Linked DNA regions of Homo sapiens: region 1 is linked to region 2. Evidence: read pairs that join two places in POLR2A ChIA-PET (ENCODE). Cell type or tissue: IMR-90. All regions are shown on one strand. Each heading gives the region's core, and the rest is flanking DNA. Links, peaks and the distances in the headings are about the cores only.

Region 1 (4,406 bases), core at 328-4,327, 52 kb after region 2:
AGTTGCTGACTGCTTCTTATTGATCTGAAATTTTCAAACTAAGATTTTTAGGAATCATATTCTGTAATTAATATTTATAAGTGGCTGAGCGCAGTGGCTCACACCTGTAATCCCAGCACTTTAGGAGGCAGAGGCAGGCGGGTTGCCTGAGGTCAGGAGTTTGAGATCAACCTGGCTAACATAGTGAAACCCGGTCTCTACTAAAAATACTAAAATTGGCCGGGTGTGGTGGTGCATGCCTGTAGTCCCAGCTACTCGGGAGGCTGAGGCAGGAGAATTGCTTCAACCCAGGAGGCAGAAGTTGCAGTGAGCCGAGATTGTGCCACTGCACTCCAGCCTGGGCAACAGAGCAAGACTCTGTCTCAAAAAAAAAAAAATTATAAGTAATTATATATAAGTACTTAGAATGATTATTAAATATCTACTAAATTAAAAGAAAATTATTTACATGTCATTTTGAAGACACTGAATCTTAAATTCTTCATTCTGATAGACAAGAAGAAAAAAGTATTTTATAAAAGCAGCAGAGCTAGCAGTTTGACTGGCAAATGATAAATACTAAAAATTATTTGTTGATTGAACAGTGAACTATTTCTGATTTGTTGCGACTTACAATAGGTCCTTTAAAAGTCTTCTCATGGCACTTTTAGGAAGTAAAGAAATAATTACTACAATGTGACGTAACTTTTTGTTGTTTTTCTCCTTTTTACCTACATGTGTTGATATAATTTCAGCAGAGCCATTTACATGATTCTGAATTCTGACTTTAATTATACACATAGGGTCTTCTTAAACTAAGAACTGTGCTTAATTGTCCCTCCTTTTAGTTTTCACAAAGGATGTTTCTGCCTCATGTTACTTTTGATTTGTAAACCATACATTTTTCTGAAATATCAAACTGTGTTTTGTGAGGTTAAAGGAACATAACTCTCCTTTAGAGGATGTCAGTTGGTACAGGAAAAATAACATGGTAAAATAGCTGCTCAAAGGTGAGTTTTCAAAATGCATATCTCTATTGACTCAGTGTGAATTAGCTTGATCCACAAATCAAACTCCAGAAGTAGTAGTAAGAAATAAACTGAAGGGCATGAAAAAAGAATAGAAACATGCTAAGATCTCAAGGAAATTTTAGGAATAAAGTATAACACTCCTAAGGGCCTGAAAAATCAAAAGTGGTACTTTACTGCAACTTGACACCAACGTGTGTCTTGAATTAAATATTTGAAATAGCATTGTTATTCAGAGGCAAGTATGTAGATTAAAAAGAAGAGGTAAAATTCCCCCAACTAATACTAATACAGAAAGCCATTTTTCTTCTCCTTTTTTCTTGACCCCTATCCCACACAATAGAATTGACCTTCACTATTTACTGGCCCAGAAAGAGAAATCACACATTGCCCCAAAGGTCGACCTGCCAAGAGTAGGAAACAGTTATTCTGGGAACTAAAGAGCATTGATGAGTCTCTCGGAAATTGCACCTACACCTCTTGGTTTCCTTCTTTCAGCTCCTATTTTTCTATGCAAATCAGTGAAGAGAGTTTTTTCCTAGTTCCAGTGCAACCAACAATGTGGCTGCCGTAGACATGAACGATTGGGGGACATGGTGATGTTGATTAAATTTAAGTCTGATCATCGAGAATGGGTTCAGGGAGCTAGATTCTTCTGTGCCCAATACAGTACATATTTGCACTTTCCTCAGATGCTGCGTTGGAAATTTAATGTTAGTTTTATGTATTTGTTTGTGAACTAGGTGTTTTCCAATATCCTGAGAGACTGCTAAAAAAAAAATACAAACACAGGTACTTGTACATAGTGGAGAGACAAATAGACCAAGTAAGTTGTAGTAAAGCTTAGTTGAATCTTCAAACTAAAAAGATGGCATCACCATCAGCAAAAAAAATCTTCAGAATCAGACTGCCTGAAACCTCACCCAAGGTAGAGATACCCAAAGTGATTTTTATCATGGAAGCCTTAGAAATTGTCAGAAAAAGACTTTTAGAGACTGTCTGCTTAGCTTCAACTGTCAAAAAAAAGGTGATGCTAACCTTATCTGTTTTCCTCCCTACCTCACTCCCATCTTCCACCACACACACATAGGCGCATGCACAAGCACGCACATTCATGAATAGGAATGGTCCCTACAATACTTAACACCCTCTGGACAAGGTCAGTCAGTGGTCCTTCATTTATCTTCTTTCTGCTCTTTCCTCAGACCAGAGATTCAAGATTTGAACATATGTACACATTCGTTTGGCTAACAGTCCAGCAAATTCCAGTACTCTAAGTATTAACTAGTCACTTTATTTATTTTGGAAGGCTGTGCTATAACTGAAGCCCAACATTTTGTTTATCTTCCACTGTTTATCTTCCAAGGAGCATGCTCCAATGCACTCATCATGACAAAGTACCTGCTGTGGAAATGTATTTTAAGATTGTGAAATGTGAAAGCTTTTTGGAGGAAGAAGAGTTATTATCTAATTTTAAAAAGTTTTGTTCCTTTGTAGAAGTGGACAATATGTAAGTTTCTTAGAGATTTTAAACAAACTCAACTTTATTGAAGTAGCATTTCTAGTCCCTTTTTTGTGTATAAAGTTAAACAGATCCACCTTTATGGTAAATGGATATTTGAAACTAATAAATATAAACACTTTCCTTTTAAGTTAATTGCTTTGGCCTCCTCCTCCTATGACAACAATTTTTGGAGAACTGCTAAAAAAATAGTAAAAGAAATACTTGTGTTTCAGAGCTCTTTATTTCCCTGGTCAGGCAGTAGTGTGGGTTCTGAAGAATAATGCAAAGATTCAGTGGCAGGAAGCTAAAAAGAGAATAAAGAAAAGCAAAGATGACATAACCACCCCACAAGCTCGCCCATTAATCCATGAATGACAGAAAATGGATTATGAGTGAGCTTATTTTTTTGTTTCAATTGACAGCTAAAGAAGAGTAGCTTTACAAAATTTTGTAAACCATGATGGAATGAAGTCTCTCTCAAAATTCTGAAGTCCCTATTTTTTTCTCTAAATTAATGTCAACAATAGAACTGTTTAAACTAATGTATCATTGAGAAAATGAATTAGTAAAATTTTAGTTTCTTCTAGATATAGTTTCATGAAAATAAATAGAAAAAAGGAAATTCAGTGACTCTGTTCCTTGGCATAATAGCTAGATTTTTGGCATTCAAATATAAACAAATAATTCTAATATGATGTAAGTGCTATATTCAAAATACATGTTATGAGGAGACAGATTTAAAATGTTATCAGTGGTAATGAAAATATACATTTTTAGCCTTTATTTGACTTACATGTTATTCAATTAACACTTGATATTCAACAAACATTTATTGATCATATATTATATGCCAAATACTTACATTTTAAACAATGCCAACTTCTATCTCAAATTTTCTTTTGAAACAAAGATTATTAAATAAATGAGAATTCATGGAGAAAGACAATGATTTGCCTTGGGAACATCAGAGGGAGAAAGAATTCAGAGGTCTAACTAGGACCAGAGGTGTGTTGGTAAACGTTTTACAACCCATTCTCCACTACCCTGATTTGTAGTGTTTGCCAATTTGCATGGTGTAAATATGAACACAATGTCTGATTCCAAGCTACCAACCTGACATTACTGAATGCAGAGTTGGAAAGAGATGCACACAAAGCATTCTCTGATCCATTATGAGCTTGCTGTAGCAGATCACTGTTAGTACCCACCAGACAATGGCTTTCTAGCGTCACCCTATGACTCTATTTACGACTACCTAACAGTCAGGATTGAGAGGTTGAATAGCTTTGCAGAGTGACTCATAATTGCCCATAGACATATTTATATAGGACCCCATTATGTTTATCTCTTTTCTTCTCTGGATTTTAGAGCATTCACTCCCATATCCTGGCTGTCTTCAGCCTTCTGCTACTTTAAGCACCTGACCTCTGTTACTGTAAAGAGAAAAGTAGCTTCTGCTTTGGGAAGCTGGTGATAACTTTGAGCTACTTCAGCAAAATGCTTCCCTATTTTGTCACACAGAATATTAAAAAGATATATAGTCGGGGATGAGATTTAATAAAATTAATAAATGTTTCTGCTTCATCAAGGATATTCTTAAAGAACGCTTGCAGTTTTTCACTGAGAATGTGTAGAGATGAAGAATTTAATGACTGTAAACACAGTTTAGTGCCTCAGCCTTGATTAGAGCTAAATTTCCAGAACTATGGCTTTTGTACCAGCAGTGAAAATGTCAAAACAATTTAAAGGGCCAATAATGTCTTAGTGTGACTATGAAAATAATTTTTACCAGGCAGATCTCATGAAAGGATCTCCAGGAACCTCTAGGGACCCACAGATGACACTTGGAGAACGACCACCCTAGCCCAAAGTCACAAACACGTCTTGGTTTGGTT
Region 2 (4,406 bases), core at 233-4,232:
GTTAAAGCAAACAAAAAACAAAAATAGAAGATGAGAGACAACTTAGCAAGTTCAAACATATTAAGTGCTTTAAAAAAAAAAAAGACTTGGTAAAAGTTATCAAATTATGTGTTCTTTGGTAAGTCTGTATCTTAACTATACCCGCCCCTGACCAAAAAAAAAAAAAAAAAATCTCACAATTGAGAACTATATTACAGTACATTTATCGTGAAAGCGCTGTTTATCAACTGCCAATAGAAAAGAAAAAATTCTCAGAGGCTTAATCAGCATAGAGCTTCTGAATCCCAAGCTTGAGCTGCTGAAAGCAATGAACAAAGTTAAGAAGCTATTACTTGTAACTTTAGATTCTGGTAAATCAAACAAACAACTAAGTGTCTTTTCCCTAAATTATTAACATTTTCAGGTATGTTGAGATTATTCAGAGGTTATTTTTCAAAAAATTCTTAAAGCTCTGGCAGAGGGTTGGCAACATCTCTATAAGGTTGTTTTCATTTACGGAGCGGTATTGAAGAAGAAAAATAAGATCACCTTAGTTCTGTATTATAAACAGTCTAGCTGACAAAGAGCTTTCACAAGGGTATTTGTCTTGGTGAAACAAATTGGCATTGTCATAGAGGAAACTAATTTGAGGAAAAATGATGCCAAAGAGGAAACAACAGAGGAATATAAATTAAAAAGCAGCACAAGGAAGAGGTTTAGCAACTGGCAGTAAATAAGTTTATTCATGGTCATTTATTGACATTGTACTTCTAACAACACCATGCTATAAGTAATACTAAAAACATTTATATTTTATAAGCACATTTAATATTTATCCAAAGTCTTAGGAAGCTGTTCACAGAATTTAATAGGCTTTTAAAGTATATTTGGTGTAAGATTCTGGATATAGCAAATATAGTAGAACTTTTCTACTTTTATTCCTATTATGTTTCCCCTTTCTCTTTATAGGTGTTTGGAGGATCATATGGCAGAGTGTTTGAGGTTCCATATTCACATTTGGTTACTAATTTGATAAACTCCTAAGTTATGATGATTGCTCTTATATTCGGCTAAGACAAAAATAGTCTTAGTCAGTGTGCTGGAGCTGTGCATCCTGCTTTGTGAGAGCCAATTGCTAAACTTTCTGGAGGTTTTCTAGCTGGTTGATATCCCATTGGTAGTTTGAACTTGGCCATTATGGGAGCATTGCATACTGGTTGATCATCAAATACTTTGAATCAGGACATCCCCAACCCTGCCCTGAAAGCTGGGTAGTGAACGTTTACCAGCACACCACTGGTAAGAGCTATTTTTTAACTTTTTTATAAAATGCCAAGAAAAATAAAAATCATCTGTAATTTAACTGTGATCAAAAGAACCTTTAAAATATTGTATCTTTAATAACTTAAGAATTTCAGGAACTGGTGCTATTACATTTAAAGAATATGGACCAATCAAATTATAGCAGATTAGTCTTAGCAGGAAATAATTCCATTCATTTTACCGTTGGAAATGATGTCTTTCAAAAATATATATTCACTTTATTCAGACACATTGGTGAGTCTCTCCATGTAGCTGCAATCCCTTTCTGCTGTTCGTCTCCTGTTTTGAGGATTTAGCTTGCTTGGTTTAGTAATATGGCTTCTTAAGAATATGTGTGTCTTATAAGTAATTTTATATTTGAAAAAAACTTACATTATTAACCATTTTGCATTATACCATTGAAGTAAGACGAAAACATCAGATGACAATAGCATATCCATGGCATGCCATGAAGTGCTAACTCTATAAGCATATGTGATGACTGTATTCCATATGCAATTCCAGGATACAGTTCCAAGATCTCCAGTGTCCAAGGCACCCAACAGACACCACAAAATGTTAAACCCCAAGGTGTGCCCTGACCAATCATGCTACCTTTTCAATCCCAACCTAAGCTTTACACTAGAAACTGTATCTACCATTTCCCCTGACTTATAAGTTTAGATATAATTAAAAATACCACATGCCTATCATCTTTCAAACTGTGAGCTCCTTATTTTTCAATAACTAACAGCCTGATTTTTATGGATATTTAATAAAGTGATATAAATTAGTATAGTTATAAATTTCCAGTGGATAACCAAAAGATGTTGACTCTGCACATAAACCTATAAAAATTTTCTCTTAACTAAATTGTTATAGGTAAAACAAAGTCTTTTCACTCATTTTGGCTTCAGTTTCATGTTTGGGCAAGGCACAAAGCTAGTAAAGATATCTTCTCTTATTTTTCCGTTGAAAAATAGGCCCTGGGTCACTGCGTAATAAATAGTTAGGGCCTTTGTGGCAGTGTTCAGTTGAAGCCAGATTATGAGAGTGTCTTCTATGTTTAAACATGGAAAGAGTTCACAGTGAGGTGAGAGATCTTAAACTTGTCTTTTTTCCTAGGTTTGCCTCTTGTTTAGTATCCCTCAGGAAATGAGCTGTTAAGGGATGTGCTGCCACATCAAAATTCTGAAAGGAGATACCTTAAAACCACCAAAGTAAACCTTCCTCTGTGGATAACTTTAGCAGGCTGAGTATAGCACATTTCATCACTGACCAACCAAACAAAAATAACTAAAGCTGCAGTCTCATTCCAGAAGCATTTCTGAACAAACAGTTTTCTCCAGCCTCAGCTGTGTGGTTTCATATTTAATCACTTCAGCATTTTGCTGGTTAAACAACTCTGATATGAAATGTGAATCCCAGAAAGTGTTGTGTCATTCCAAATAGCTAGAAAATCAGTAATTCTTTTCTTTTCTGTCACTTGTTATTGATTCAGAAAGATCATTCCAAATCCCCACTGTTTATTCTTTTCAATACATTGTCTTGCTCTGTGGTTTTTCAGAAACTTTAAACAGCAGTCCTATTATCTATTTGTAAGTGTTGTCTCACTTCAGATAACTGCTTTAAACAAATAATCTAAGCTCAGAATCAAATTTATGGCATCAGAATGAGACTCCAGCCCCCCAAGCACTGGTATCTATACTCCACGTAACACATAAGAACAGCGTTTTCTAGGATAGGCAGTGAAAGGCCTCCATATTGCTGAACTCTTGCCTCTTCTCTGATTCACATCATCACCATTATTTACAATTTTTCTCTAAATTGGCTCTTTAATAAAAATATGAATCAAGCATCATTGTAAGATTGTAGACATTATGACCCTATTATCTTTCTTCAATTTGCTAAAATTCTACTCTATTGACTTTAACTCTGAAAAGTTATAAATGGTGTTGGGGTTTAGAAACCAATATCCCAGGACCAGGCGCCGTGCCTCACGCCTGTCATCCCAGCACTTTGGGAGGTCAAGGCGGATGGATCACCTGAGATCAGGAGTCCGAGATCATCCTGGCCAACATGGGGAAACCCCGTCTCTACTAAAAATACAAAAATTAGCCGGGCGTGGCCGTGTGTGTTTGTAATCCCAGCTACTCGGGAGGCTGAGACAGGAGAACCGCTTGAACCCAGGAGGCAGAGGTTGCAGTGAGCCGAGATCGCGCCACTGCACTCCCGACTGAGACTCTGTCTCAAAAAAAAAAGAAAGAAAAAAGAAACCAACACCCCGAAATATGGCACTCTGACATGCTGAACTGAAGAAGAGGCTCAAGGTCTCTCTGACCTACTCTTCCCCACTCCTCCTATCTCTCAATCTTCTGGGTCTCCCAAAGCACAGGATAAATCTGTTCTCTGAAGTTTCTTATTTGCCTAAAGTCTGGACCTGACAAATAAAAAATAATTACCTCTGGTCCCTTCCTGGAGATTTTATTAACTGAGCTCATCACAGAAAATAAGACTGAAGTCTGTCAACAAACCTGGACGATTTTGTCACAAACCACTGCCCGCTCTGTGGGCCCAGTAGACTTTGTCCCAGTTCATTGTATGCTCTTCAAGTCCATTGAATTCCCCTAAAAATCATTTACTACCCCGCTAAAATCATCTGCACTTCTCCATCACCCTTTCCTCTACAAAGTAGTATCTGTACCTCATTGGGATGTTGGGTAATCACGCTATGATTGTCTCTCATACATGTTAATAGATTTGTATGCCTTTTCTCCAATTAATCTGCCTTTTGTGAGCTGATTTTTCAGTGAACCTTCAGAGAGTGAAGAAGAAGTTTTACTTTGGCCCTTCCAATGGCAAATGGCTTTTTCTTAGAACATACAAGATACTAGAAACATTGCTGCTTTCTGTAAACCAATGATGTTCATGAATTTGAGCATGTGTAATCACTAAAGAATGTATTAAGACAGCCTATAAGCTAGTTGGTGTGATCAGGCTGTATCCACCACTTTTTATCCTCTGTGAGGGAGTGACCAAGTGTCAAGTACCACTGCTGAATTCTCCTGCAATGAACTGGATTTACCCAGAGGCGGACTGAAATGCAAGGGTTCCCTATCCATATA

What was found. ChIA-PET counts read pairs that join two places held together with the same protein. Peaks named below come from ENCODE experiments on the same cell type or tissue, not always from the same donor. Only the 100,000 strongest peaks of a DNase experiment are listed, where the experiment ranks them.
Region 1: POLR2A ChIA-PET joins it to region 2 with 5 read pairs; 5 of 35 experiments call an interaction of 5 or more read pairs at or near these places.

Annotation. Positions count from the first base shown.
Region 1 is chr4:119,681,665-119,686,070 of GRCh38, reverse strand. No RefSeq gene overlaps it. Among named protein-coding and RNA genes, the nearest start is that of PDE5A, 55 kb to the right of the region's middle. In IMR-90, for the core only: no CTCF peak of the experiment used is centred there; a DNase peak (open chromatin) is centred at 2,330; H3K27ac peaks cover 2,763 bases.
Region 2 is chr4:119,733,507-119,737,912 of GRCh38, reverse strand. No RefSeq gene overlaps it. Among named protein-coding and RNA genes, the nearest start is that of LINC01365, 69 kb to the left of the region's middle. In IMR-90, for the core only: no CTCF peak of the experiment used is centred there; DNase peaks (open chromatin) are centred at 2,562 and 4,232; H3K27ac peaks cover 2,085 bases.